2 separate regions of the Homo sapiens genome follow, and region 1 is linked to region 2. Evidence: chromatin loops called from intact Hi-C (ENCODE). Cell type or tissue: PC-9. All regions are shown on one strand. Links, peaks and the distances in the headings refer to the core of each region. The heading gives the core; the rest is flanking DNA. Region 1 has its middle 19 kb from the start of RENO1. Region 2 holds the start of LINC00482 (long intergenic non-protein coding RNA 482).

The links. A loop is a pair of places that touch in the nucleus more often than their neighbours do. Peaks named below come from ENCODE experiments on the same cell type or tissue, not always from the same donor. Only the 100,000 strongest peaks of a DNase experiment are listed, where the experiment ranks them.
Region 1: it touches region 2 in a loop (4-fold over the local background); 5 of 110 quality-filtered maps call a loop at or near these places.

What each region holds. Positions count from the first base shown.
Region 1 is chr17:81,359,709-81,371,236 of GRCh38, forward strand. No RefSeq gene overlaps it. Among named protein-coding and RNA genes, the nearest start is that of RENO1, 19 kb to the left of the region's middle. RefSeq lists enhancers at 5,733-6,320, 6,321-6,906. In PC-9, for the core only: no CTCF peak of the experiment used is centred there; DNase peaks (open chromatin) are centred at 5,553 and 6,213; H3K4me3 peaks cover 1,242 bases; H3K27ac peaks cover 624 bases.
Region 2 is chr17:81,303,578-81,315,105 of GRCh38, forward strand. It overlaps LINC00482 (long intergenic non-protein coding RNA 482), which reads right to left and starts at 5,671. Exons shown (of 4, transcript NR_038080.1): 1 at 5,608-5,671; 2 at 4,053-4,267; 3 at 2,089-2,240; 4 at 1-1,785. TMEM105 (TMEM105 long non-coding RNA) reads right to left here. Exons shown (of 3, transcript NR_165247.1): 2 at 10,831-10,904; 3 at 7,688-10,408. RefSeq lists an enhancer at 6,035-6,094. In PC-9, for the core only: CTCF peaks have their summits at 5,855 (motif pointing right) and 6,055; a DNase peak (open chromatin) is centred at 5,784; H3K4me3 peaks cover 1,079 bases; H3K27ac peaks cover 1,054 bases.

The DNA.
Region 1 (11,528 bases), core at 1,429-9,428, 55 kb after region 2:
AGAGATGGGGTTTTGCCATATTGGCCAGGCTGGTCTCGAACTCCTGACCTTAAATGATCCGCCCGCCTCGGCCTCCCAAAGTGCTGGGATTACAGGCGTGAGGCACCGTGCCTGGCCAAGAGCTCATTCATTTCTTTGTTGAGTGATATTCCAGGGTGTGGAGGTACCACAGTGTCTTTGACCATTCACCCACTGAAAGGCATCTGGGTTCTTTCTGCTTTCAGCTCTTATGAACAGAGCTGCTGTGTACATTGATGTTCAGGATTTTGTGTGAACATAAATCTTTGCTCTGGGACAAATGCCTAGGAATACAATTGCAGGGCTGTTTAGTAGTTACAAGTTTAATTTTTTTTTTTTTTTTTTTTTTTGAGATGAAGTCTCACTCCGTCACCCAGGCTGCAGTGCAGTGGCGCGATCTCCACTCACTACAACCTTCGCCTCCCAAGTTCAAGTGATTCTCCTTTCTCAGCCTCCTGAGTAGCTGGGATTACAGGCATGCACCACCATGCCGTGCTAATTTTTGTATTTTTAGTAGAGATGGGGTTTCTCCAATATGTTTAATTTTTAAAGAAACTGCCAAACTATCTTCTGGAGAGGTTGTGTCATTTTACATTCCCACCAGTAACACACAAGTAATTCGGTTTCTCCACATCCTTGCCAACATTTGGTTTCATGACTATTTTTTACTTTAACCATCCTGATAGGCGTGTGCTGGTATCTCACTGTGTTTTTTAGTTTGCATTTTCCTGACCACTGATGATGTTGAACATCTTTTCACGTGCTTATTTGCCATCTGTATAACCTCTCTAGTGAAATGTCTGTTCATGTCTTTAGCTCACTTTCCAATTGAATTGTTTGTTTTTTCACCTTTGAGCTTTAAGCATTCTTTACATATTTTAGATACTAGCCCTTGGTTTGATATCTGTGGTTTACAGAAATCTTCTTCCAGTCTGTACTTTGTCTTTTCATACCTAAACAGGGTTTTGTTATTTGTAGCTTCATGCTTTTGAATGACTTCCAACTTACAAAAAAGTGGTTAGAATTGTACAAAGAGCTGCTAGATCCCAGTCACCCAGAATCGCCAAGCGTTCATATTTTACCACCTTTTTAAATTCTCTGTTTTTGTTTTTTTGCTTGTTTGTTTTGTTTTTTTTTTTTACGGAGTCTTGCTCTGTGGCCCAGGCTGGAGTGCAGTGGCGCGATCTCGGCTCACTGCAACCTCTGCCTCCTGGTTCAAGCGATTCTCCTGCCTCAGCCTTCTGAGTAGCTGGGACTACAGGCGCCGTCACCACCCCCGGCTAATTTTTTGTATTTTTAGTAGAGACAGGGTTTCACCATATTAGCCAGGCTGGTCTCTAACTCCTGACCTTGTAATCTGCCCACCTCTGCCTCCCAAAGTGCTGGGATTACAGGCGTGAGCCACCGTGCCAGGCCCACTTTTTTTTTTTTTGAGATGGACTTTCACTTTTGTCACCCAGGATGGAGTACAGTGGCATAGTCTCGGCTCACTGCAACCTCTGCCTCCCGGGTTCAAGTGATTCTCCTGCCTCAGCCTCCTGAGCCACTGGGATTACAGGTGCCTACCACCATGTCCAGCTAATTTTTTGTATTTTTAGTAGAGACAGGGTGTCACCATGTTAGCCAGGCTGGTCTCTAACTACTGACCTCAGCTGATCCCACCTGCCTCAGCCTCCAAAAGTGCTGGGATTACAGGTGTGAGCCACCATGCCCAGCCATGCCAAATGGAAGTTTTCTAATTCCATTATTCCTTCTGCTGCACCCCCCATTTATGTATAAATTTTTCTAGGTTTCGCCAGAGGGAAGCCCCTTGAGCCATCTCTTGCCTTTTGACACATCTCCATCTTTTATTTATTTATTTATTTTTTATTTTTATTTATTTTTATTTTTTGAGGTGCGTTGCCCAGGCTGGAGTGCAGTGGCACGATCTCGGCTCGCTGCAAGCTCCGCCTCCCGGCTTCACACCATTCTTCTGCCTCAGCCTCCCGAGTAGCTGGGACTACAGGCACCCACCACCACGCCCAGCTAATTTTTTATATTTTTAGTAGAGATGGGGTTTCACCGTGTTAGCCAGGATCGTCTCGATCTCCTGACTTCATGATCCACCCGCCTCGGCCTCCCAAAGTGCTGGGATTGCAGGCGTGAGCCACCGCACCCGGCCTCTTTTATTTATTTATTTTAAGATGGTCTCACTCTGTTGCCCAGGCTGGAGTGCAGTGGTGCAGTCTTGGCTCATTGCAGCCTCGACTGCCCCAGCTCAAGCGATCCTCCTGCTTCAGCCTCCCGAGTACCTGGGACCACAGACATGTGACACTGATATGGTTTGGCTGTGTCCCCACGCAAATCTCATCTTGAATTGTAGTTCCCATAATTCCCCTGCATGGAGGGAAGGACCCAGTGGGAGGAATTGAATCATGGGGTTGGGTCTTTCCTGTGCTGTTTTCATGAGGTAGTAAATAAGTCTCACGAGATCTGATGGTTTTATAAAGGGGAGTTCCCCTGCACACGCTCTCTGCCTGCCTCCATGTGAGACGAGACTTTGCTCCTCCTTCACCTTCCACCACGATTGTGAGGCCTCCCCAGCCATGTGGAACTGTGAGTCCATTAAACCTCTTTCCTTTATAAGTTACCCAGACTCAGGTATGTCTTTATTAGCAGCGTAATAACAGACTAATACAGACCGTGCTCAGCTAATTTTCTGTGTGTGTTTGTTTGTAGAGACGGGGTTTTGCCATGTTGGCTAGGCTGTTCTCAAATTCCTGGGCTCAAGCAATCTTCCCACCTTGGCCTCCCAAAGTGCTGGGATTACAGGCATGAGCCACCACGCCCAGCCTGTTTCCTTGGGTGCTTCCTGACTTTCTGGCACAACAGGATATCCCAGGCTCATCTCAAACATTCCCTGCCCCAGCCCTGGATGTAGCCTTCTCTCCAAAGAACCCCTGTTCCTGTTAGTGGGAAACGGAATTTAGATCTGGGCAGGGCACCGGGTGTGCACATGACTACTGAGACTTCATTGTTTCTGGGTCCTTCTGACAGGCAGAGCTAGGAACTGTGCACACACACACACACACACACGCCTCTACCTCGCTATATCCATCTACTATATGAAAAAGCATGAAGCCGGGCATGGTGGCTCATGCTTGTAGTCCAAGCCACTCAGGAGGCTGAGGAGGGAGGATCAGTTGAGCCCAGGAGTTGGAGGTTACAGTGAGCCTTGATCCTGCCACTGCACCCCAGCATGGGCAACAAGAGTGAGACCCTTAAAAAAAAAAGAGAGAGAGAGAGACTGGGTGCAGTGGCTCATAACTGTAATCCCAGAACTTTGGGAGGACGAGGCAGGCAGATCACAAGGTCAGGAGTTTGAGACCAGCCCTGGCCAACGTGGTGAAACCCCGCCTCTACTAAAAATCCAAAAATTAGCTGGGCGTGGTGGCGCATGCCTGTAATCCCAGCTACTCAGGAGACTGAGGCAGGAGAATCTCTTGAATCGGGAGGCGGAGGTTGCAGTGAGCTGAGATCACGCCATTGCACTATAGCCTGAGTGACACAGTAAGACTCCGTCTCAAAAAAAAAAGAAAAAGAAAAGCCACACGCATTCGCACCAATACTGTAACTGTAGTCCAGCACCAGAGAGCTGACTCCAGCCTCCTCCTTTCCATGTCTGGTTAGGACCCTCATCCCCACTGACCAACACAGCCAGGCGCCTCCTTCTTTGTGACCCCCCTCGCCCATGGGAAGAAGCGGCTCCACCTCCCCAGGATGCCTCCTCCCTGCTCCCCTGATCGCATGCCTTGCTCCCCGACCTCCTATCTCTCCTCCCACCATGCAAGGTGCTAGCTGGTTCCTTGGCTCCTACTAAAGGGAAGGGAAGGGAAAACGGGAGGGGGTCGTATGCATGTCCTGCGGCTGCCGTACCAAACCACCACAAACTGAGGGCTTCAAACAACAGAAATTTGGCCGGACGAGGTGGCTCACGCCTATAATCCCAGCACTTTGGGAGGCCGAGTCGGGTGGATCACCTGAGGTCAAGAGTTCGTGACCAGCCTGACCAACATGGAGAAACCCCATCTCTACTAGACATACAAAAAATGAGCTGCGCGTGGTGGCGTATGCCTGTAATCCCAGCTGCTCAGGAGGCTGAAGCAGGAGAATCACTTGAACCTGGGAAGGAGGTTGTGGTGAGCTGAGATTGCGCCATTGCACTCCAGCCTGGGTGACAGAGCGAGACTCCGTCTCCAAAAAACCAAAAAAACCACAACAGAAATTCATTTTCTTGTGGCTCTAGAGGCCTGAAGCCTGAGGCCAAGATGTCGGCAGGGCTGGTTCTGTCTGAGGCTCTGCAGGAGAACCTGGCCCAGGCCTCTCCCCCAGCTCCTGGTGGCTCCCAGCGACCCTTGTGGACGCCACTCCCATCTCTGACTCCATCTTCACGCAGCCTTCTCTCCCCTCCAAGTGTCCCTGTGTGAAAATGTCCCTCTATAAGGATGAGAGTCACTGGATCAGGGCCTTGGTAATAAAACGAAATTCTCTTCCAGTTCAGCTGCCAACACAGCCGCAGGCAGGTTCTCTCATCTTCACTCGGTCACATCTGCAAAGACCCTGTTTCCAAATAAGGCCGCAGTCTCAGGCGCTGGGGATCAGGACTTCAGTGTACCTCTTGGGGGGACCCAGGGCCGGTCCACAGCGGGTGGAACCGCATCTGTAACAGGCCCAAGGTGCTTCCTCCTGCACCATCAATCCCAGACACCTGGGTGTGGTGTCTGAGTTCAACAGCCAGGGAGGGGCCTGGACCTGCACGGGGGCAGCCAGGACAGGGGCTGTGTTGGGGACAGGAGGGGCTGCTGGCAGCGCCACAGACACAGGACAGGGCAGGGGTGCAGGAGCCCTGCCCAGGGATGATACCCCCTCACCTCGTGACAGCTAGGGGACACTGGCTTGGGGACCCTTTCACGACACCACCAGCCTCCAGCCTCAGCCCCAAGAGAGGCTCCTGTCTTGCTTCTTCTGACCTCAGCACCGCAGTGGCCTGAGGTCTCGGGTCCAACAGGCTGGGAAGGCCAGAGCGGCTCTTCCTGGGCTGCCCAGGAGGTCTGCGAGGGGGCTTCCCCCAGTCCCAGCGCTGCCCGCAGTGTGAGCTGAGTAACCCTGAGTGAGAGCCAAGAGCTCCCAGGCTCAGTTCCTTCATATCCAGTGAAGGGGTTGACCAGAGGCCCCCACCTGAACGGGCACCTGCAGGCGCCCCTGCCTGGAGGCCGCCGTCCCAGCTCTGCCGCAGCGTGGGGCCATTTAGAAACCTGTGCTGGGCTTACAACTTAAAGCAGCGGTCCCCAACCTGTTTGGCACCCAGGATGGGTTTCGTGAAAGGCAATCTTTCCATGGGCAGTGAGGGTGGTGGTGGTTTCGGGATGAAACTGTTTCACCTCAGATCATCAGGCATTAGAGTCTCATAAGAAGGGTGCAGCCCAGATCCCTCACACACGCAGTTCACAATAGGGTTCTCAGGTTCCGCGCCTATGAGAATCCAACGCCACCGCTGATCTGACGGGAGGCGGAGCTCAGGCGGGGACGCTTACTCACCCGCAGCTCACTTGCTGACGTGCAGTCCGGTTCCTAACAGGACACCAACAGGTCCGTGGCCCAGGGGTTGGGGACCCCTGACTTAAAGGACACTCCCCGGCCCGATAAGCACCATCGCTGAGCACAGGCTGGCACGGAGGCCAGGGAGGGCTGCCCCCTGGGTGTTGCTAAGCACGCCGCCCCAGGAGGGAACCGGCTCTGGAAGCTGCTCTCACAGCAGGGTCAGCTGGGATGCTGTCGGGTTTTAGCAGGACTGGGTCAAAGCTGGCGTCTGGAACTCAGAAGGGAAATCAGACATTGCCGGGCCAATCATGGAAGCGGCCTCTCCCCAGAGAGCTGGGGAAATTGAGGCCCAGAGAGATGTGTGGAGTCACTGGTGGGACGTGACCACCTGCCTGTGTCTGCTCCAGACCAGCCCCCGTCTCTGCCCCGGGCATGGTTCTGTTTGGGGCCAGAAAGACACGGGCCTGGAGCTCAGGGGAAAGGCTGGAAAGGGCCTTGGTCCTCCCAGCAGAGTGGACGCTTATCTCCACCGGAGCGCACAGAGGCTGGACGCACACCGCCCTCTGTGCTCACGGGTTCATTTGTTTGATGAATTTGTCATAACTTGAAAGGCTCTGGTTTATATGCTAACTTCCTGTTCCAGTTCAGTGCCAACATAACCACAGGCAGGTTAATTGCGTGTCCATCAACACGCCTGGGGAGCGAGCCAAGCCCTCCCTCCCGCCTTCATGGCCACAGAGTCCTGCTGCCAGAGCGCTCCAACCCGTGGGCAGGGGCTGTGGTGAGTGCCAGCCCCACAGGAAACCCCGTGTGCCAGGTGCCACAGCCAGGCCTGCCCTGGGCTGCAGGCCCCCCGTTCTTCAGTCCTTCCTGTGAAGTCGTCCAGCTGGGGGTGGGAAGGGAGGTGCCTGTGACTGCTGGAGAGACTCATCCAGCCACCCTCAACCAATAAAATGCTCTTCACCCAGCAATTCTACTTCCAGGGATCTCTCCCACCACCGAGTCCCACCAGGGTGCCACGATGTAGAGGCAGGACATTTGTGGGAAGGTGCCGGCGGCTCCTGGGGCTGGACACAGGCTAAATGCCTGGGAGGGGGCGGCTGGGTAAGGGAGAGGTGAGCCGAGGCCATGCAGCCTGGTAGCCATCGAGAAGAAGGAGATTACGTGGACAAGTGGTTAAAGACTTTCTAGGTGCTGCTCCGGGACAAAGGTGAGGTGCCACCCCCATGCTGTGTGTGGGACTTTGCTAAAACCAGATGGGAGGGGAATGGTGCCTGGAGGGTCCCTGCACTGTATAACCTTCTATGCCTTTGAGGTGTAAAAGCAGTGTTGTTTTACCTTCCTAAACTGCTGTCACAAATTTCTACAAAGTTGTTCATGTAAAACAACAAAATTCCATTCTCTCACAGGCCTGGAGGCCGCAAGTCCAGAATCAAGGTGCCTGAGGGCCGTGTTCCCTCTGGAGGCGCCCGGGGAGGCGGGGTTGGGGGAATCCTTCCTGGTCTCTTCCAGCTTCTGGGGGCCACAGGTGCTCCTGGACTTGCAGCCCCGCATGGCTCCAGCCTCTGCCTCCACCTCCACGCGCCTTCTCCGCTCTGGGTCTCAGTCATCCTCTGGCTTTCCCTTTCTCCGATGCCTAAGTGTCATCGGATTTAGGGCCCAGCCTAAGTTCAGGATGACCTCATCTGGAAATTAGATGTCAATCAGAAGCTGGAGGTTCATGGGGCCCCCACTCTATGAATGCAGGGTCTATGTCCCGGAAGGAGGTGACAGTCCAAGCAGGACCTGGACGTCTGGACACCTGGGAACCCAGGCGTCTGAACACTTGGAGCCTGGACATCTGGACGCTAGGACACCTAGACACCCCCACAATGCCCCTTTCCCCAAGCCCAGGCTTCCCCAACTGGCCTCGAGTCCAGGGCCCACAACGAGGAGCGGGTGGTGGTAAGAAGGAAGGTGGTGGAAACCACCACTGAGGCATCGATGTGTATTTGAGACCTCAGAACCAAGTGCAGCCGAGCGCGTGGACCATGCAGAGACCAGCCGGCCAGGCCATTGGTCCCAGACTGCACCCCTGGGGAGGCCCCGCCCACCTCGTGTGGCACTTTCCCACGTGGCAACCCCAAAGCCAGCAGGTGCAGTGTTTGAGTCAGGCTGCCTGGGCTCTGTCCACAGCTGGGGGGCCTTGGACGAGGGACCTCTGGTGCTCATTTGGACAGCAGCATCATGGTGGCTGCCTCAGGGCTGGTGGGATTACCTAGCAGGACAGCCCAGGGCTCACCTTTCTTTCTTTCTTTTTTTTTTTTTTGAGACGGACTCTCACTCTGTCACCCAGGCTGGAGTGCAGTGGTGCGATCTCAGCTCCCTGCAAGCTCCGCCTCCCAGGTTCATGCCATTCTCCTGCCTCAACCTCCTGAGTAGCTGGGACTACAGGCGCCCGCCACCACGCCTGGCTAATTTTTTCTATTTTTAGTAGAGACGGGGTTTCACCGTGTTGGCCAGGATGGTCTCCATCTCCTCACCTCATGATCTGCCCGCCTCAGCCTCCCAAAGTGCTGGGATTACAGGCGTGAGCCCCCGTGCCCAGCCTCCTTTTTTTTTTTTTTTTTTGGAGATGGAATCTCGCTCTGTCACCCAGACTGGATGGAGTGCAGCGGCGCGATCTCGCCTCCCGGGTTTAAGCAATTCTCCTGCCTCAGCCTTCCTAGTAGCTGGGATTACAGGCGTGCACCACCACGCCTGGCTAATTTTTGTATTTTTAGTAGAGATGGGGTTTCACCATGTTGGCCCAGGCTAGTCTCCAACTCCTGACCTCAAGTGATCCACCCTCCTTGGCCTCCCAAAGTGCTGGGATTACAGGCGTGAGCCACCACGCCCGTCCAAGCCACCTTTCAACAGACGGCCCCGGTGGCCGTTCTCAGGTGGGACTGATCTGGTCCTGCTGCTGCCTTCACTGAGCAGCATCGGGAGAACCAGGTGGCCGCTGTCCAGGCTCTGCGCTCCCGGCCCTGCTGGGTCTGCTCTGGAGTTCAGGGCTCGTGATGGTGTCCCAGTGTGTAGGTCTGCAGAACGAGGTGGTGCAGGAAGGGTGGGCCCTGGGTCCCACCGACCAAGGCTCTGGGACTTCCTTCTCCATGTTGGACGCAGGCTCAGGCTGGAGCTCTGTGATGCACCGGTGCCCTGCTGGGGGTGGACAGGGAGCACAGAGCCCCAAGGTCCAGGGGCAGCTCTGCTCTCTGTGCCCAGTGGGCCCATGGCAGCCTTAGCGGGGAGGCAGGGTACAGAGGGGTGGCAGAGGACCCTCGCCAGAGCCCAAGGTCCCTCGCGCCCCCAGGCCTTCTCTGGGGAGACCAGGAGGCTTGGAGGTCCTGGGGCAGCTGTGAGCCCTTTCTGGGCTGGCTCTTCACATGCACAGCCTTGCTCTGGAGCTTCCCGGCCATGATCTGCCTTCACAGAAACCCTGGGGGGCCGGATGAGAAGGCTCCAGAGAAACGGGCCGTCGAGGAGCTCGCATCCAGATGGGGGTCCCTCGGCCGACTTGGCGAGGACACACAAAACACAAGAGAAATGCCCAGAGGGTGTGTCTTGTGGTCCCCAGCATGGGCCTGGTGGACCTCAGTGAGCCCTTCTTTGACCCTGGCGTGGTGGCCGCCAGTGCCTCCTCATGGCTGGCCCTGCTCCCGGTCACTGCTGGGCACCGATGACCCCCTCATTCTCCCAGGCACCCCCTGAGAGAGACTCATGTGAGTCCAATTTTCTTCTTTCTTTGTTTTTTTGAGATAGGGTCTCACTCTGTTGTCCAGGCTGGACTGCTATGGTGAGATCAGCGTTTAATGCTGCCTCAACCTCCTGGGCTCAAGCGGTCCTCCCGCCTCAGCCTCTGGAATAGCTGGAACTACAGGTACGTGCCACCACACTCAGATAATTTTTTGTTTTTATTTTGTAGAGATGGGGGCATTACATTGCCCAAGCTGGTCTTGAACTTCTAAGCTCAAGCAATCCTCCTGCCTCGGTCTCTCAAAATGCTGGGATTACAGGCATGTGCCACCGTGCCCGGCTTAGTCTGATTTTCTTTTTTTTTTTGAGACAGTCTCACTCTGTCGCCCAGGCTGGAGTGCAATGGCGATCTCAGCTCACCACAACTTCCACCACCCAGGTTCAGGTGATTCTTCTGCCTCAGCCTCCTGAGTAGCTGGGACTACAGGCACCTGCCACCACGCCTGGCTAATTTTTGTATTTTTAGTAGAGACAGGGTTTCACCATCTTGGCCAGGCTGGTCTTGAACTCCTGACCTCATGATCTGCCTGCTTTGGCCTCCACAGTGCTGGGATAACAGGCGTGAGCCACCCCTCCTGGCCAAGTCTGATTTTCAAATGAGGCTCAGCAGGGCCGGGAGCTACCTGGTCACCCAAGGGCACAGGCAGATCTGGGAGAAGGTGGTTTCCTGTGGGGTCCCGGGACCTGTTGCAGACAGAGCCTCTAGCCCTGCTCCTGGGGAGCCTCGCTCTAGATACCTGGGGAAGTCGCTGAGCCTCAGTTCCTGGGCCCCTGGTCCCTGACACCCCAGAGCCTGCCTGGCCTCCGACCCTCAAGCCTCTTACCCTTTCTTTTCCTCAAGGCTCCTCTCCTGTTTTCTAAACCTTCTCCTTCAAAACAAACCCTCTCAAGGCTGGGTCCCAGAGCAAAGATCCTCAGGGTTGGCCAGGCGCGGTGGCTCATGCCTGTAATCCCAGCACTTTGGGAGGCCAAGGTGGGTAGATCACCTGAGGTCAGGAGTTCAAGACCAGCCTGGCCAACATGGTGAAACCCCGTCTCTACTAAAAATACAAAAATTAGCCGGGGATGGTGGCACATACCTGTAATCCCAGCTACTCGGGAGGCTGAGCAGGAGAATCACTTAAACCCGGGAAGCGGAGGTTGTGGTGAGCCGAGATTGTGCCACTGCACTCCAGTCTGGTGACAGAGCGAGACTCTATCTGAAAAAAAAAAAAAAAAATCCTCAGGGTGCCCGGGAACCTACTGGAGCCAGGGACAGACACATCTGGATGGAAACTGCAGTGCCCTATGGGGTCAGGCACATGCTAGAGGCAGCCAGGTCCTAGGGGAAGAGGAAGGAGAGGTGGTGCTGGCCTAGGGGGCAGGGGTGCGGGGGACAGGGCTAAGCCAGCCATCTCTGCCAGAAGCAGGCAGCCCTTCCTGAAATGGACTTTGAGAGTTTGTGATATCATAATTGACGTCGCTGCCTGCCAGAGTCAGGAACCGGCCCAGAGTGTCATCCATCCCCTTCACTCCAGCCTGACTCAGAAGGTGGAATTGTGCCCCCCAAATATGTCCAAGTCCTGGTGCCCTCATATCTGTGAATGTGACCTTATCTAGAAATAGGGTCAGCCGGGCGTGGTGGCTCACGCCTGTAATCCCAGCACTTTGGGAGGCTGAGACCGGCGGATCACCTGAGGTTGGGAGTCTGAGACCAGCTGGACCGACATGGAGAAACCCCCTCTCTACTAAAAATACAAAAAATTAGCTGGGCGTGGTGGCGCATGCCTGTAATCCCAGCTACTCGGGCTGAGGCAGGAGAATCACTTGAACCCAGGAGGCAGAGGTTGCGGTGAGCTGAGATCACGCCATTGCACTCCAGCCTGGGCAACAAGAGCAAAACTCCACCTCAAAAAAAAAAAAAAAAAGAAAGAAAGAAAGAAAAAGAAATATGGTCTTTGCAGCTATAATCAAGCTAAGATGAAGTCAGACTGGAGTAGAGTGGGCCCTAATCCAGTGCCTGGTGTCCTTCTAAGAGTGAGACACTGAGGACGGGCGCGGTGGATCACACCTGTAAATCCCAGCACTTTGGGAGGCTGAGGCGGGCGGATCACGAGGTCAAGAGATTGAGACCATCCTGGCCAACATGGTGAAACCCCGTCTCTACTAAAAAT
Region 2 (11,528 bases), core at 2,337-10,336:
GACCGCACCACCGGGCCGTGCATCAGGATGGGGGACACCTGGCAAAGCCCAGCTGTTCTGTGCCAGCCCTGAGAGACCTGCAGCCAGCTGGCCAAGGTAGGGGGTTGAGCCTCCCCTCCCCAGGTGGCTCCGGGACCCAAGGAGAGAGCCCAGGAGGGCCGGCTCCGCCCACCCTCCCCCTTTCCTGGGAGGTGGGGAACAAGAACAAGGGGCTGGGTTGGGCCACCCACATCTGCTCCCCGGCACCAGCCTGGCTCAGACACCCTCCAGCCCGTCGCTCGCTCCAGATGAGGAGGGCCACAGGGTATTTTCCACGAGGAATTTAGAAATAGCTGTCGGCAGAGCCTTGGTAGGCAGGCTCCCTGTACCCAGGACCCTCACACCCACGTCCCAATTGCCCCACCAAGGGGGCCTGTGACTTCCCAAGGGACTTCCCCCCAGGGGGACTCCACGCCCCCCTTCTCTCTCTGCATGCCAGGGTAGAGTTGTGGCCCCCAAAATTCACATGTTGAAGTCCAGGACCTCAGAATGGGACCTTATTGGGAAATAGGATCACTGCTGACTATACTTAGTTACGATGAGGCCGTGTTGTGTGGTGGGCCCTATCCTCGACGACAGTTGCCCCACAGTAGAAAGGGCAGATCCAGACACCAACATGCACACAGGGAGGACCCGTGTGGACATGAGGGCAGAGGTTGGGCGAGGCGGCCGCAGGCCAACAGACGCCAAGGATGATCTCAGCCTGTGGAAGAGGGGGCGGCCCAGGACAGTCCGGGCTCACGGCCTCAGGGAGCCACCCCGATGGGCTCTGGCCTCGGGAACTGCGAGGCAGTTTCTGTTGTGTGAAGCTCCCCAGTCTGTGGACCTTGTTCCTGCAGCTCGGGAAACTCACACCGCACATCCTGGCGCGCAGGCCAGGCCGCCGCCCGGGTTTGAGGCCTTGCTGCTCCCTTGCTGCCCCCAGCCACCCGCACACTCTCACGGAGCCCAGCTCACGACACCCATGTAGTGTGCGACACTTTTGGAGAACCACAGGAATGTCCTTGATTAAAGCGTGCGCAGGGAGAAACGTGGCCTTGTTCCCACAGATGCCCACCAGGGTCCCTCACCTGCTCCCCCTTGGCGCTGGCCTTGGCCCCTTCCAGCCTGCCCCACCAGGCGGCCGCTCTGGTCCAGGGGCCTGGGTTTGGTCCCTTCCTTGGGCACTTGCAGGCGCTCTTCCTGGCCTGTCTGCCCTCTGCCCTCCCCTTTTCCTGGCCTGTCTGCCCTCTGCCGTCCCCTGCGGCATCCCCCAGCCCCAAGGGCGGTGGTCCCATGGCCAGACGGGATTCCTGTTGGGCTCCCGAGCTCTGGAAATGCGGCCGCTGCTCTGCAAATGTGCCTTCTCTGGGCCCTTCCGCCCTTCGAGTCCATCTCCCTCCCTGGCCTCCACGGTAGGTCCAGGTGAGCAGGGTCCCCTGTGGCCCCCACAGTCCCCTTGTGTCACCAGGCACCATCTGTCCCAGCCTAATTGCTGGAGCTGCTGACATCTGGGCCGGCCACAGTGCCTTCGAGGGCCTGGTTGGTCTCTGAGGCACGGCATCCTGCAGCTGAGGGCCTTCCCTGACGGCTGTGCCCTCCACCAGCCAGGGCCCAGGCACAGCCCCTGAGGCAGGGTGTACATCCCTGGAGGCTGCGGTTGGGGAGGTGGTGGGATGAGCTGCCCTGTACCATGGCTGCGTGTGGGAAACAGCAGGAGGCCGGGGGAGCAGTGAACGGAGCTGGGCCCGCTTCAGGGATCTCGGCCTAGGGCAGGGGGTAGAATAAGGGAACAGAACCAAATTTGTCAGGGGGTGTGAAAGCTGCAAAGGGCTGGTCGGACAGGGAAAGGGGTTCTGGAGGGGAGGGTTTCTTTGTGTAGTGGGTGGAATGGTGGCCTCCAATATGTGATGTCCAACCAGAATCTCAGAATCTCAGAATTGGAGCAAGGGTCTTTGCAGCTGTCATGGAGAGGTTATCTGGAGATGAGGTCATCCCGGATCATCCCAGGGGGCCCTAAGCCCAACGACCCTCATCCTTATAAGGGATGGAAGAGGAGGAGAAACTCACATGAGATGAAGGCAGAGGCCAGAGTGATGGGGCCACAGGCCGAGGAGCACGGGAACCAGGGGGAGCTGGAAAGGCGGAAGGGCTCTGCCCAGAGCCTCTGGGGGCAGCAGGGCCCTGTGGACACCTTGGTTTCAGGCTCCCGGCCCTGGGAGCTGTAGGAGGACACCTGTGCTGTTGTGAGCCTGCCACCCTGGGGTCCTCCATGTGGCAGCCCAGGACCCCAGTGTTCTTTGTTCAGTGGTTCTGGGGTCTCCGAGGTGCTGGGAAGCACAGGTGTGGGGGACCTCAAGACAGGTGGGGCTTTCCCAAAGGAGCAGAGGAGGCACCTGCAGAGGGGCCCAGAGAGCACACCCGGGTTCAGCAGATGGTGTAGAGGGCGCCCGGGCAGAGGATGCACGGGCAAAGGCCCTGGGTTGTGCAGGGCGTTTATAGACGTGCATGGAGTCGGGGAGAGGAGGGCCGGCCCTGGGGGCCGCCTGGGCAGGGCTCCTGCCCGCAGACCAGACCCAGACCTGGCCAGTCCACTCTGGGAGAGTCAGGGTCGGGGGAGCAGGAGGGGGATCCGCAAGCTAGAAGGGTCTCGGGGCTGGCCAGGCTGAGGCCGCGCAGCCTGTGATGAAGGGGGCCGTGAGGGGCTCTCTTCTCCTGAGAGAATTCTAGAACCAGTGGGTGGCTCAGGCCCTGAGACTGGGCGTACTGGGGTGTGTCCATCTGGGACCCAACATGGCAGCCTCCCAGGCCTCAGGAGCTCTCTGGCCTGTGCCACGTGTCCCCAGTGCCCTGGTGGGCTCTGTCCCTACACAGCAGCTTCTTGGGTAGTAGGTGGGCTGCAAAGGGATATCTGAGTTGGGGGTCAGGGGCTGCAGCGACTTGAGCTCAGCCCAGGTGCATGGTGTGAGGAAGCTGTCCCTCTAGACGGCTCGGGGCCCTGAGCTCAGTGCTCCAGGCCTGCCCCCACGGTCCCTAGAGGGAGGCAGGTGGACAGGACATGCCTGGACAGGACAGAGCCTGGGCTGGCAAACACTTGGAGGGGGCTGGGGCTCCCGCCTGCCTCTCCCCAGCACCGTCTCAGCACAGGTGAGCAGAGAAACCAGACCCTCCCCCTCAGCCTGTTGGAGGGCAGAAGTGAACACCCCTGTCCCCCAAATCCCTGTCATGCTTTTTTGAGCCCCAGGAGGGGACACGGCATTGTCCTGGAGCCACAGCATTGGTCTGACTCTGACTCGCATTCGATGATGGTGGACCCGTGGGCAGGTCACGCTCCTCCCTGGGCCTCAGGAGCCGCCCAGTGCCAGAGCCGGGGGCACAGCATGGCAAATGTCATTCCCAGCCTGCCTGGCTGCCTGGCAGCTCTCGAGAGAAGCCCACAGCCCCGCTCCTGTCTCCCTGCTTCCTTTGAGTGAGGCCCGGCCTGGCCCTCTGCCGTGTTCAGGCCACCAGCACCGGCTGCACAGCCAGCGCCCACCAGAGTTGACTCCTCGGGCCTCTGAGCACCTTCCCACTGCCTGGAGTGGCCGGCTGACCAGCGTCCATGCACTGCCTTCCCCACCCAGAGGCATCTCCCTGTCATTGTTGAGTGCGCAGTTCCCAGCTAGCAATCACCTCCCCATCCTCACGAGCACCGGGCATGGTCCTGTGACTACAACCTGAGCAATATAAGCAGAAGGGCTGGGCCGACTTCATGGCTTGCCAAAAGACCCTCCCCCTCCCCCTCCTCCTTCCCTTTCTCTTCCCCCTTCCCCTTCCCCTTCTCCCCCTTCCCCTTCCACTCCTCTTCCCCTCCCCCTCCCCCTTCCCCTTCCCCTTCCCTTTCTCCTTCCCCTCCCCCTTCACTTTCCCTTTCTCCTTCCCCTTCCCTTCCCCCTTCCGTCCCCCTTCCCCTTCCCCTTCCTCTTCCCCTCCCCCTTCTCTGAATCAGGGTCTCACTCTGTCACCCAGGCTGAGGTACAGTGGTGAGATCATACCTGGGACCACAGGTGCACATGGCTAATTCTTGTATTTTTTGTAGCGACAGGGTTTTGCCATGTTGGCCAGGCTGGTCTCAGACTCCTGGGCTCAAGTGATCCACCAGCCTCGGCTTCCCAAAGTGTTGGGATTACAGGTGTGAGCCTCCATGCCCAGCCCCAGCTGAAAGCTTTTCAGTAGTCTTTTACCTTCCCTCCTTTCTCCTTCCTGCTGCCTGGAATGCAGATGCAATGGCTGGAGCTCCTGCGGTTGCTATGGAACCATCCTTGACTTCTCCCTTTCAGTCACACCCCTCATCCAATCTATCGGGAAATTCTGTTGAGTCCATGTTCAGATATCCACAGCTTGGACCACTTCTCCCCACTTCCTGTGTCTCCACCACGATCCGGGTTATCTCTCTCCGGGATCGTCATGTTCTCCTCACTTCCGTCCTGGCCTCCCCATGGTCTGTTCCCACCCAGCAGCCAGAGGGTGAGACCATGTCAGCCTCTGCTCAAACCCACCCTCAGCCCAGGTCCTCACAGGCACCCTGCAGGATGCGCCCTGCCTCCCCTCGGGCCCTCCCAGCACCCCCTAGCTCACTGCCTGGCAACCCCACTCCTGCTGGTGGGCCTACAAAAGCTCTGTAGCATTTGCTGAGGAACAAATGAAACCTGGACCCCAGGGATGGAGGCCGTGGTGGGGGGGCACCATGGAGAGGGGGAGGCACTGTAGAGGTGGGGACACCGTGGAGATGGGGGGGGCGCCGCCCCAGCCCGGCTGCCTGCCCACCACCCATTGAGCAAGCCTCTGGTATTTAAGCCACTGTTTGATTTAGGGCCCAATGAACGAAGCCAGCCAATAGCAATCTCTCACTGTTACCCTCTCCATTTTATAGATGGAGAAACCGAGGCTCAGAGAGGCAACGCAGTGTGCTCAAGGCCACAAGACTTCTAGGTGTGGGCCTGGGCTGCATGCAGGGTGAAGGTTATCATGACCCCCAAGCTCAGGGCACCCCAGGGATGCAGCTCTGACCCCTGCCCTGAGGATGGGACACTCCAACCCTTTCTCTTTTTTTTTTTTTTTTTTGAGACGGAGTCGCACTTTGTTACCCAGGCTGGAATGCAATGGTGAGATCTCAGCTCACTGCAACCTCCGCCACCTGGGTTCAAGTGATTCTCCTGCTTCAGCCTCCGGAGTAGCTGGGATTACCGGCATCTGCCACCACACCCAGCTAATGTTTGTATTTTTAGTAGAGATGGGGTTTCGCCATGTTGACCAGGCTGGTCTCCAACTCCTGACCTCAGGTGATCCGCCCGCCTCAGCCTCCCAAAGTGCTGGGATGACAGACGTGAGCCACCGCACCCGGCCAAACACCCCAACTCTTTCTGCTGCATTGAGTCCAGCAGGGTGCCCTGAGGGACTGGCCCCGGGGACATTTTCAGCCACTTTAGGGAAAAGAAGACGTAATGCTCACACTAACCGCCCCACACCCGACTCCAGGCTGGCCTGGCGCCATACCCTCGGGGTCTCCAAGAGAGGCAGGGCTGGTCCCCACCCACCACCTCCCCTCACCTTGGTCTTGGTGTGTGGAGCCCTTGGCCAGGTCCCAGGCAGTCGTGGGTAACACCGCAGACGTGTGTTACCCAGGGCGGGGCCCCTGAGAGCTGGGGTGGTTCAGAGCCCGTCCCCACTCCGGGAGCAACGTCAGGGCGGGGCGGGGCTGGACGGACAATGTGACCTTTGCAATGTCCCCGAACAAGAACTGCAGATGGTAATCACGGCCACCAGGAGGAAACTTCCTCTGAATCTTCCACTACCGTGGTGTAACTAGGGAGGGTGTTGGAGCATTCAGCGAGATAAAAAGCCTGCTTTTGTCTACACTTTTTCCGTTTTCTAAAAATTCCAGACACAAGGGGAGAGCTGCCCAAACACAGAGGTGGAGAGGAGCCTGTCCGGACACAGGGACACAGGCAGCTCCGGCAGTGACCACTTGGGCCTCAGAGAAACTCACAGGTGGCCACTACTCCTGTTTGGAGCTGGAGGCAGATCATCTGGGGCGCCTCGGGGTAGGGAGGAGCTGGTGGACAGCACGCCCCACTTCTTCCCCAGCCCCTCCAGGGGGAGCTGCCATTCCGCAGCTGGTCCACCCAGCCCCAGGAAGGGGGAGGCTCCCCAGGACAGTAGCCCAAAGAGCAGAGGGTCTCCCCGAGAAGGTGCACCCCAGGCAGGGCTTATCCACATACCACTAGGCTGGGGGCCCTGCTCCGGGGGGTTGGGGTGGCTGGAACCTTAGATGGTCCCATCCTGTTGGGGGGCTTCCTGGGCCGCTTTGCTGCTCCCAACTGTGGAAGGTTCTCTCTTGCCTTCCCTTTCCTGCTGTTAGAAGCACCCCAGCCCCTCCAGGCAGCCCCCAGGGCCCGAGTGATGAATCACTGACTTCTTGCCAGGCTCCGGTCGTGATGCGGGGTGGCAGAGGGATGTGGGCAACGCAGCTGGGAGTCCCGGGGCACAGCCGGGCTCTCTCCAGGCTCCCCATCCAGCAGCTGCGCACCCCCCCAAACACACGCCGGGCTCCCCGCACCCGGAAGCTGCCCACAACCGGCAGGACAGGTCGGTGGGCCCCGGGGAGGAATGCAGGAATGCTGCGTGCCCAGGCGAGGGGCCCTGCGCCCGCCCAAGGGGCTCTCCAGCTGCGCAGGGGCCGGGGCGGATGGAGCCGGGGTAATTAAAGCTGGTGACAGCTGAGGAGGGATAGAGACAGGAACACAGGTGGGGTCCCAGGCCCCTCCGCTTGCTCCCCAGGCAGAGGGCTGGAGCGGCCCCCAGGAGAGTGCCACCTTCGTGGGGCAGGAAGAGAAGGTTGCAGGGGCACTGGGTGTCAGTGGACATTGAGGTCTAGGAGAGGCCAGCTCTCAGCTGCAAAGGGCAGGCAGAGTCACCATGTGCCGGGCCTGGCCGGGCCCTCCCAGTTCCCATCCAGACACCCAGACACCCAGACACCCAGACACTGGTCTCGTCCAGGCCATCACGTGGTCAGGAATGGTGTCTGCCTTTGATAGGTGAGGACCCGGGTGCTGTAGGATCTGCTGCTCTAAATGAAGGCAGGCGGTGCTGCCCCAGCGGGAGGACAGCAGCTCCAGGCCTGACAAGGCTCTAGGCCTCAGCTTCCTTATCTCTCCCGAGCCCAGGTTGACATCCCTTTCCCACCTTCCACAGCCAGAGGACTAGACAAGTGTCTTCACCGGAGCCTCGTTTCCTCATCTGAAATATAGCGCTAACCACCCCTCCCTCCCGTGGCTGTGGCAATAAATTAAATGAAGCCCACAGAGGACCTAGCACACAGTACGTGCTTAATCAATACAGAACCCCTCCCCCAGCACTGCCCGCCCTTCCCCTGGAAGCAGCCACGCTTACCTCCACCACCTCCTCTCCATGGTCATCAAACACTCGTGACAGGCCGGCCTCCCCCTGCTGAGACCCTGAGAGGTCCAGGCCTCTGCTCCTCGTCTCTGCCACGCCTGGTGTCATGAGGGTGAAACAGGCCCTTGGGGGACGTTCGGACTGGCTTCCTGTGATGGCCGCCAGCATTAGTAGCGTTGTTACTGCTGCCTGGACACACACAGACGCCTCACAGAGCAATGCAACATGTGGGTGAAGTTTTCAGATAAAATCGGAGATTTAATAGAATTCCCGCAGGGTGCTGAGCTCCAAACCCAGGCCACACATGGCACACGCAGGGCCTGTCAGGGCTGGGGCTGATGACCAGGGTCAAGGGGATCCCAGGGCCCTCCAGCTCTCCCCCAGCTCCTGATGTGGAGGGGAGGGAACTCCCGCTCACCCCCAGAGAGAAGGGAGTCCACACACCGCATCTGAGCTGGCGGTGGGCAGGGTACCCACCTCGGTGAGCAGCCTGGGGTGGGCCTGGGGTCAGGCTGAGGTCCCGGTGACAAAGGCTGGGGAGGTGGATGCAGACAGCCTCCACTTTCACCATGGCCTCCCTCCTCTGAGGCCAGGCCTGGGATGCTTCTGCCCCACAGCTCCGGTCCACCTGCCAGGCCTGTCCGTCCTTGGATGAGGGCAGGGAGAGGTGGGGTGGCCACTGGCAAGTAGAGACTTCAAAAGTGCACGGTGGCCCTTCCACGCCCTTTGCTTCTTAGCCCCCAACCCTCTGCCAGGCTTTCTCCCTTTTTCCCACGCCCCGCACAGACAGGTATCCTGCCCTCAGCATCTCACAGGGGTGAGTGGCAGCCAGGAGCAGCAGCAGATGCCTGTGGGGAGATGAGACGCCCTCAGCTCCCAGGCCCCGCTCCTGGGGAAAAACAGGGCCCCAGGAAGGTGCCCCAACCGTTCCTGGGGGCCCCAGCCCCGAACAGGGGGTCTTGAAAGGGAACTCTTGTGTGGTGAGTGCCCCCTGAGGGCTGAGCCACAAGGTCACCTTGATTTCTCAGCGGACGGAGGCTGAGCTGGCTAGGGTTCCAGGCTGGGTGTGGGAGGGTCACCCCAACAGGCGATGCCCGAGAGGTGTCCGGGCCTGGCTTTCCACGAGGAAGAACCAGTCCCCTGTGCCATCTGCAGGGCTTGCCACACAATCTGGGGACCCGGTGCAGGAGGAGAATTCCTGGCCACTTGTTTAGGAGGCAGGAAAAGGGCCGGGCGCGGTGGCTCACACCTGTAATCCCAGTGCTTTGAGAGGCCGAGGCGGGTGTATCAGGAGTTTGAGATCAGCCTGGCCAACATGGTGAAACCCCGTCTCTACTAAAAATACAAAAATTAACCGGGTGTGGTGGTGCACTTCTGTAGTCCCAGCTACTCGGGAGGCTGAGGCAGGAGAATCGCTTGAACCTGGGAGTCGGAAGTTGCAGTAAGCCAAGATCGCACCACTGCACTCCAGCCTGGGTGACAGAGCAAGACTCTGCCTCAAAAAACAACAACAAAAACCCGCAAGTTCAGAGGTAAAATGATTAAGAATTTCAGGACAGCCTTAGCCACAGGCCCCTCTGATGCCAGGCCCTGGGCAACTGCCCTCCTCACCACCCATGCAGCCGGTCCGTTTCTCGGTAAAGACTTTTCTAGAAGTGTCAGCTATGGGTCAAGGCTTGGGAGAGGGGCCAAGAGAAGACCTAGCGGATGGCAGGAAGAGGCACCTGCTGAGCTTTGGGAAGTTCCCTTAGGGCTGATGTGGGGGCTTCCCTGCTGGGCGGCAGACCACATAGCTGTGCGGGTTCTTCTTCAGCCAAGAATCATGCATGGCTCCTGCCACTGTGTGGGACGGAACCCCGTGACCAGGAGTGGGGTCTCCTGGCAGGCAGCACACCCCACGATGCCCCCCAGGAAGCCGAGTTTGTAACTCCTCCTGTTAAGGGAGCCCTGTGGTCAGGGCCAGGACCCTCCCTCCTCTTGAAGATGCCAGCAGAGCCCTGGCTTGCAAGAACTTGATGTGTGCGTTTGCCTGACCGGGAGTCAGGCGACTGGTGTGTCCTGGACACCTGCGAACCAGGCAGACGCTTCTTCACCGGGAGCTCCGGCCCCGGTGGGGCTGGGGCTGGGGCTGGGGCTGGCCTCCCACCTGTTTGGTAGCGGTAGCATCATCTCAGCCAGCACTCAAGTACGTGACAAAGTCATGCAGAGCTGGCAGGGGAGGCACAGGAAGACCCTGTGGTCCCGGGCTACCAGAATTCTGTTTGGGGGATATGGGGTCGCTCCTGGCAGAGGTGGGGGGCATGGGAAGCTGAGCTGTTTTCCCTCGAACGTCTGCTGAAAGTTTTCTGAACAGTTCCATACCTCGTTGTAAGATCAGAGCTTGCCAGCTGAAAATGAAGGACATTCACTGTTTCAGGAGGTGGCCGGGGTGGCTGCTGAGGCCTCCGACCTCCCTCCTGCAGAGGCCACAGGCTGAGTGGGTCCCCACATTGGCCCTGTCTGGCCCTGTCTGCACCGGTGATCTGAGGACCCTGCCACCGTCAGGAGAGAACTCTGAGTCCGAGAATCTAAAGTTGACTTAAGAGGTGAAAAACACGATGAGGAGGAAGAGATGGCAGTCACCTCCCTCTAATCCCTGCACCCCGGCCCCACAGCCCCTTCATCCTCACCACCCCGCAGGCTGCCAGCGAGAGGGAGGAGGGAACCAGGTGCAGCCCCCCTGCAAGAAAGCCAGACTGCCCCCAGGCAGGCCCTTCATGTCTTCGCCTTCTTATCTTCATCTCACAGAGGCAGCTGGGCTCAGCACAGTCCCCCCAAGGAGACCGAGGTGGGGACCCCTGGGGAGACGTCCTCGGGCCCTGCAGCAGGGTGGGGGGCCGGAGCCAGGCTGTGAACAAAGACCAGGTAAGGAGATAAATCAGCTGCCCGATCACATTTCCTGCCCTGAAAGCTCCTGTAAAACATGAGAGAAAATTGACCTGTCAGGGGAATAGATGGGCCCAGATAGTGGCCGCCCGCCCCGGGCCAGCTTCCCTCCACCCATCCCACCTGCACAGAGCGCCCCTGCCCGGCCTGGGCAACCCCAGAGGGAACCCAGGCCCGGGGAGAGGTGGCCCCCATCCAGGCCTCCTGTGGGGGCTCTGCTCCCAGCCCCCACCCTTTGCATGCCCCTGACAGACGAGGCCCAGCTGCTCAAGCCCATCAGGCTATAAAACGGATGGAGACCAGGGGCGGTGTCAGCAGACAGCTAGAGTACCTTTTAAAAAATGTAATCTCTTTTTATTTCCCTCCCCTGCCCTCCCTCCTCCCTCCAGACCATAACCTCCCCGCCACCCCTCCCCTCTTCCTGCGCAGCCCTGACCTTGGTGCACAGACCTTGGTGTGGGGTGGCCGGAGGCTTCAAGGACGCCCTCCTCACCTTGAGAAGCATCGGGCTCAGCCAAGCTAGCCTGTGGGGGCAGGGAGAGAGGGAAGCAGAGCTGATGTGGACAGGCTGTACCCCCCCCAAGGTGACCCCACCACCTGCAACTCCCCCAGCACCGGGGTGGCCTGGGAGTGCCAGACGGGGCCCCTGCCTGAGGAACAGGATGGGAGGCCTCTGCAGTCAGCTCCTCCACATGACGGAGGGGCACCTCTGGCCTCCCGGGGCCGCACAGAGCCAGGCTGGCCTCCAGCTCAAATGTTCCTCACCCAATCCCGCCGCAGAGCCTCCACTCTCTCTCAGCCCATCTTATGGCTGAGGCCAGGGAGGTCGGCAGGCTCGGGAGACTACCTGGTGTCCTGTTAGTGGACACCATGCAGGGCCTGGGACCCCAGCTCTGCCTGGTCCCCACGCCCAGGCCCTGCCAGCCCTACAGTAGTACCACGTTAGAGCCCCGGCCTGCAGGGGCCATGCTGTGACGGCGGGTCCTCAAGCGGAGGGCTCCCAGCTGCCGCCAGTCAGAGGCATCAGGCTGCCTCAGGGAAGTCCCTTCTCCAATGCCTCTTTGGCCGCACAGGGAGCCCCTGTGTGTCCCCCGCCCCCCAGGGTCTCTGCTGGACAAGAGGCTGCAGCAGCCGACCGGGGCCAAATG